Linked DNA regions of Homo sapiens: region 2 is linked to region 1. A link is a loop called in an ENCODE intact Hi-C map of the cell type or tissue named here. Cell type or tissue: IMR-90. All regions are shown on one strand. Links, peaks and the distances in the headings refer to the core of each region. The heading gives the core; the rest is flanking DNA.

The links. Hi-C counts contacts between places; a loop is a spot of excess contacts. Peaks named below come from ENCODE experiments on the same cell type or tissue, not always from the same donor. Only the 100,000 strongest peaks of a DNase experiment are listed, where the experiment ranks them.
Region 2: a loop joins it to region 1, with 2.3 times the contacts of the local background. A loop is called at or near these places in 1 of 110 quality-filtered maps.

The regions. Positions count from the first base shown.
Region 1 is chr9:111,055,541-111,058,464 of GRCh38, reverse strand. No RefSeq gene overlaps it. Among named protein-coding and RNA genes, the nearest start is that of LPAR1, 19 kb to the right of the region's middle. In IMR-90, for the core only: no CTCF peak of the experiment used is centred there; a DNase peak (open chromatin) is centred at 1,714.
Region 2 is chr9:111,107,689-111,110,612 of GRCh38, reverse strand. No RefSeq gene overlaps it. Among named protein-coding and RNA genes, the nearest start is that of LPAR1, 71 kb to the right of the region's middle. In IMR-90, for the core only: no CTCF peak of the experiment used is centred there; a DNase peak (open chromatin) is centred at 1,462.

The DNA.
Region 1 (2,924 bases), core at 219-2,718:
TGAATAAGGATGTTCTCTAGAGCCCTTTAAACTACTGAGTTTCCCTGAGTCGTCTTCTTGCAGTGTCTTATTCCAAGTGTTTGTGGTTATCATGTCCCCATGTTCTTTCACTTTCAGGTCAGGCATATGTCTTTCCCCTAGGACCTACTGATCCTGAGTAATATCACAATAATGACCATGTTGTAAAACTCCTTGTAGTGTTGATTTTATAGGTCACTTCCATTTTCTGTAACTTCATGCCACACTTCGTTTCTCCTGCAGATGGATATTTTTTTAAATTTCATGTTTCACTTTAAGAAAATGGGGGTACACAAAGATTCATAGCAAGGTAGTTTGTAAAGAATTTTAGGGGTAAGAAACCTTTATTTAATGAACAGAATAATGGATCTCTCCAAGAATTTTTTTTTTTTTTGAGACGGAGTCTCACTCTGTCGCCCAGGCTGGAATGCAGTGGCGCGATCTCGGCTCACTGCAAGCTCTGCCTCCTGGGTTCATGCCATTCTCCTGCCTCAGCCTCCCGAGTACCTGGGACTACAGGCACCTGCCACCACGCCTGGCTAATTTTTTGTATTTTTAGTAGAGATGGGGTTTCACCGTGTTAGCCAGGATGGTCTCGATCTCCTGACCTCGTGATCTGCCCTCCTTGGCCTCCCAAAGTGCTGGGATTACAGGCGTGAGTCACCACGCCCAGCTGGCTCTCCAAGATTCTTTAAAGACTGGACCTATTGATAGGTGGTTGTATACCGTGGGGTTTTCTCTAAGGCTTGGAATAGACAAGCCATTTGTTACACTAATGCCAAGGCTCTGTTCATATTGATGAGGAATAAGTGGGGAGCAGAGAATTTTGTTTTACCATTGTTCTTTTGAATAAGATAGATTAGTTGGGACTTCCACAATGTGCTGTGTGGCGAGGTGGCTAAGAACACAGACTGTATCAACATCCTAGTTCTGCCACTTACTGCCTACTTGATCTTAGGTAAGTTACTTGACTTCAGTATTCCTTATTCTTCAATAAAATGGAAATAATAACAGTATTCATGTCACAGAGTTGTGATGCTCATAGGAGTTAATGTGTATAAAATGTTTAGAGTAGTGTAAGAACCTGAAAGTAATATAAGAGCCAGGTAAGGACATACTAAGAACTTTGTTAGTGATTATTATATTATTTTTCATGAGAATTGCTACATAAATATTCCATGAACAAAGTGAAAGAAGTGGCTGGGTGAAGTGTAATCTCAATCTCATGCGTGTAATCTCAACACTTTGGGAGGCTGAGGCAGGAGGCTTGCTTGAAGCCAGGAATTTGCGGCCAGGAGTTCGAGACCACTCTAGACAACATAGAGAGAATCTGTTTCTACAAAACAATAACAATAAAAGAAAAGAAAAGAAATAAAAAGTTTAAAGTGAGAGAAATATGCAGTAGTAAGTTCCTTGAAGAAACAACCAAAGCATAAAACCCAGATTTTCTTTTTATGAATTCTGCCTAAATTATCCACTTCTGAGTAAGAAGGTGGAAGTAGCATACTAACGGAAAAACAGGCTAATGAGCCTACCCTAGTTTCACATTCAAGAGGTGGAATAATTTATGGGAAAGCTTTCAAAGCTTCCAAATACTGCAATCAAATCACTATATGGAGAAAGCTACAAAATCAAATTCCAAACAATGAAGACATCAGTTTCTTAATGGAACAGTTCCAACCATCTGGCATTCGTATGTTGTTTGTAGGGGTGGTTATTGTACAGATATAATGACCCAGTTCCACCTCTAGGCAAGAAGCTTTCATGAAGGAAGTTTACGCTGGCCACTTGTGGCTGGTTAAAATGACCAAAAGAGTTTTCTTTCCTTTTTTTTTTTTTTTTTTAAACTGTGCTATTGTTAATATTTCAAATTTGGACCTTTTCCCAGCAAAACACAAAAAGAAGAAGCTTCAAATACATTCATAGAGTGCAAGAAAGTGAGCAGAAGGAGGTTTCAATGTTTCAGAAAGAAATTTTTTCTTCAAGGCAATTTTTTTTAAAAGAAGTGCCTTATTACATAGGCTGGATCCAGTATTAATGATAATCAGTTATTTTTATTAAACAGGTTTAAATTTTGGATACTTTTTTTAAACTACACCTTAAAAACGGACTTTGGATAAAACTGGAACACAAAAAGCAAAGACATTTTGTTTTCTTTTGGATGCACTGCCAATTTTGTTAGCATAGTATCTTTTCCATTTACTATGGAACTTGACCTACAGTCTAAGGTTCAATTGTTCATTTAAAATTAATTAATTCCACAAATATTTACTGTATAACTAGAAAGTGCTAGATACTGAGGTAGGTATATTTAATGGAGTGCAAAAAAGTGGTTTTAAAGAAATTGGAACAGGCAGGTTGTGAAAAGGGTAGGTTGGTACAAAATGTTAACAGCATGAGAGATTTTTTTAAAAAAGATAACCAGATAAGATGAAAAAGAAAATGGAAGACAAAAGGGAGACATGCAAGAAAAATTAAAATGCATTCTAAATAAAATCTATATTGGAGTAATTGAAGAGAAAAATGTTCTGGATAATAGCAATGTGGATTTTACAGTTTATAAGCTCTCCTAGGATGCAGTGGGGAAAGGCAAAGAGATAAAAATGACAAGTGACTGACTGAATGGAGAACAGAGATCTCAATATATGGATAAGGCTGTTCTTGAAGGAGACTGAAATGAACAAAAGCCACAATTAAATATATGGTAGAGGAAAACTTTCCTGAACCTATTTTATGAAGGTTTATATACTTATTTATAATCCTATTACACAAAGACCTATTTGTGTAGATTTGAAGGGTTTCTTAGTTCCAACATAGCTTTTTAAGAGAAAAAAACATTTAAAGATGTGCTGAGACTAAAATATAGATCATTGCTGGAGTGCATTTGGGCTGCTATAGTAAAATAC
Region 2 (2,924 bases), core at 113-2,612, 52 kb before region 1:
CATCCTAGAGAAATGGGACAGGCTGCATCTGAGCATGATATAATTCATGGTATAATTCTGGTGGCATTTTGGCTTTTCCCTGTTGCTGGCTTAAGATTCACCTTTCTTGAGTCTGCTAAGTTGGTTACCATTCATCTTTCTGTGATTTTAGTTTCCCCAAATTTGTTGTTGTTATTTTGCTCTGGGATGGGCTGGCTCTGGGATGATGACAATAGAGCTTTCTTTTTCCCCAGTGTCATGATGCCCTACTGTAGCCACGGTCTATACATGGAAAATTTGTCAGAATCACTACATGAGGACTGAGGGCTGCTTTACATGGTTGTAAAGTTTGTCCATTTGACAAAAGGTGTCTGGCCCAGGGAATGAACGGTGGTTAGCATTCCGCTCTGCTCTGCTCACTAAGCCATGCCCCCACAGTCTGGGTCTGTGCAGAGGGAGCATCTTTTTTATTGTCTCTACAGAGGGAGTACCTTTTACAAAGGGACTACATTTTTCTAGCTCATACAATGATGCTACTGTAGAAGGCAGCAGCTGCCCTATCAGGACTGGGCTTGGCCCATCCTGGGACCTGTGAGTGAGTGATATTTTCCTTCAAGGACTGCCAATGTGTGTCCTACTTAGCAGGATTACCTTTAAGGCCTTCCACTTGTCTGTTTACTTCTTGCCAAACAGACACCTGCACAGGGCCCTGGAAAAGTGGGCCAAGAGCTGTAGTTCCTCCCTGTTGGCTAACTGAACTATTTCCTCCCACCAAGTTCCAGCAACTAAGTTATCTCACCTTCCTGTAACCACATCAAACATTTATCCCATTCTGTACAGCAAACCATCATGGCACATGTATACCTACGTAAGAAAACTGCACGTTCTGCACATGTACCCCAGAACTTAAAGTATAATAAAAGAAGAAGAAAGAAATGGCAAGAATGAGCCAGGCGAGGTGGCTCACACCTGTAATCCCAGCACTTTGGGAGGCTGAGGTGGGTGGATCACCTAGGTCAGGAGTTCGAGATCAGCCTGGCCAACATGGTGAAACCCTGTCTCTACTAAAAATACAAAAATTATCTGGGCATGGTGGCGGGAGCCTATAATCCCAGCTACTCGGGAGGCTGAGGCAGGAGAATTGCTTGAACCTTGGAAGCAGAGGTTGCAGTCAGCTGAGATCATGCCATTGCACTCCAGCCTGGACAACAAGAGTGAAACTCCGTCTCAAAAAAACAAAAACAAAAAACAAAAACGCATACCCTGTCCCTCAGCACAAAAAAAAAAAAAAAAAAAAAAAAAAAAAAAAAAAAAAAAAAATTTATTCTGTGAGAATCTAGGGAAGAGGATCTGATAAGCCAGAGACCAATACACAGCTGGCAAGCACCAAGTTCTCACTGGAGAAGATCACGTAAGTGAGGACATAAATATGATTTTGCTCTCACCACAACCACCACAACCAGATGATGCAGGCTATGACAAAGTTGTGCACAGTCCTGGCAAGGAGAACTGCTGCTGCTCAGTTCCTGTTGGGCAATCCATGATCCAGAGCAGCAGCTCACAACCAGAATCTGATATTTCTTTCCTCCGCACCTTCAGGTCAAAGGGTGCTGCTAGCTTCCTTTGGGTTCCTTTCATCGTGGTCTGTGTACATAGTTCCTTCATTAAAAAGTCTCCAGAAATTCCATCTAAGAGTATGGTTGGTTCCCTGTCAGGCCCTTGGCTGGTACATCATTATGAAATTACAAAACCCTGGAGACAGACAGAAAAATCCTATAAGCTTGGAGGTAGAGGTGGATGGTGGGGAGATGTTAGCAGAGAACGATTTTGGATTTCTCAACAGCAAGAGAGGAGACTAGAAATCTATGGATCTTTTTTTTAAATACTAAAAAAAAAAAAAATGTTCCACCTAGAATTCTATTCCCAGTCAGAATATCGTTAGTATGCAATGGACTGAAGATGTTTTCAGACATTTGGAGTCTCTAGGAATTTACCATCCAAACATCCTTTGTCAGGAAGCTACGAGAGGAGATGTTCCACCACAATGAGAGAGTAAACAAAACAGAAGACATGTGACCCATGAAACAGGAGATCCCCCGGAAGGCAGAGGCAAAGGGAATCCTCAGGGTGAGGCCAAGGAAGATCCCAGGGTGGCAGCCGCTTAGCAGGTGTAGGGAGCCACCGAACAAGTGAAGACAGGTCAGCAAGCTCCAGGAGACAGCTCCAAAAGAAGGAATTATTAGGGTGAAAGAATATATTGAAAGGAGATTTAGGCAATGGAGAAGAACTTGGTGCATTTGTGATGAATGTATAGAAAACAAAGCAAATAAAAATGTAATTAGTAATACCATAGAAAACAAAAGTGCTGGCCCAACTGGGTTCAATGTAAATATTGACTATTGAGCTAAACAAAATTAATATCTAAACATGCCAGGAATATCAGGGGATAGGATGTGTGTGTGCATGTATATGTGTATGTGCATATATGTGTGTGAGTATATATGTGTATGTATATACATGTATATGAATGTGTTTGTATGTGTGAGTGAGCACACATATGCATGTGTGTATGGGTATGTGTGAGTGTACATGGGAATGTGTGTGTGCATACATGCATGTATGTGTTTGGGGATGGTGGAAGTGGGGAAGAGGTAAAGAAGTAGTCTACGCAGAGGAGCAAGCCAGCCAATACATAATGTCTAAAACTGACAAATCAAGAAATATCGCTATAAACATGCTACTGAGATATATGGAAATAAATAAAATAATTCACTGAAATAAGTAGTTGTCTTTGGGTAGCAAGAAATGGGAGCGAGCTATGGTACAAAAGATTGTCGTTTTGTTTTTTGTTTTGTAATTTACTTTTCTTTTTGTCACAAGCCTTATTAACTTTAAGTTATGTGCAGGTATAATTTTGAAAAATGTAAAGACTACATTTAATATGT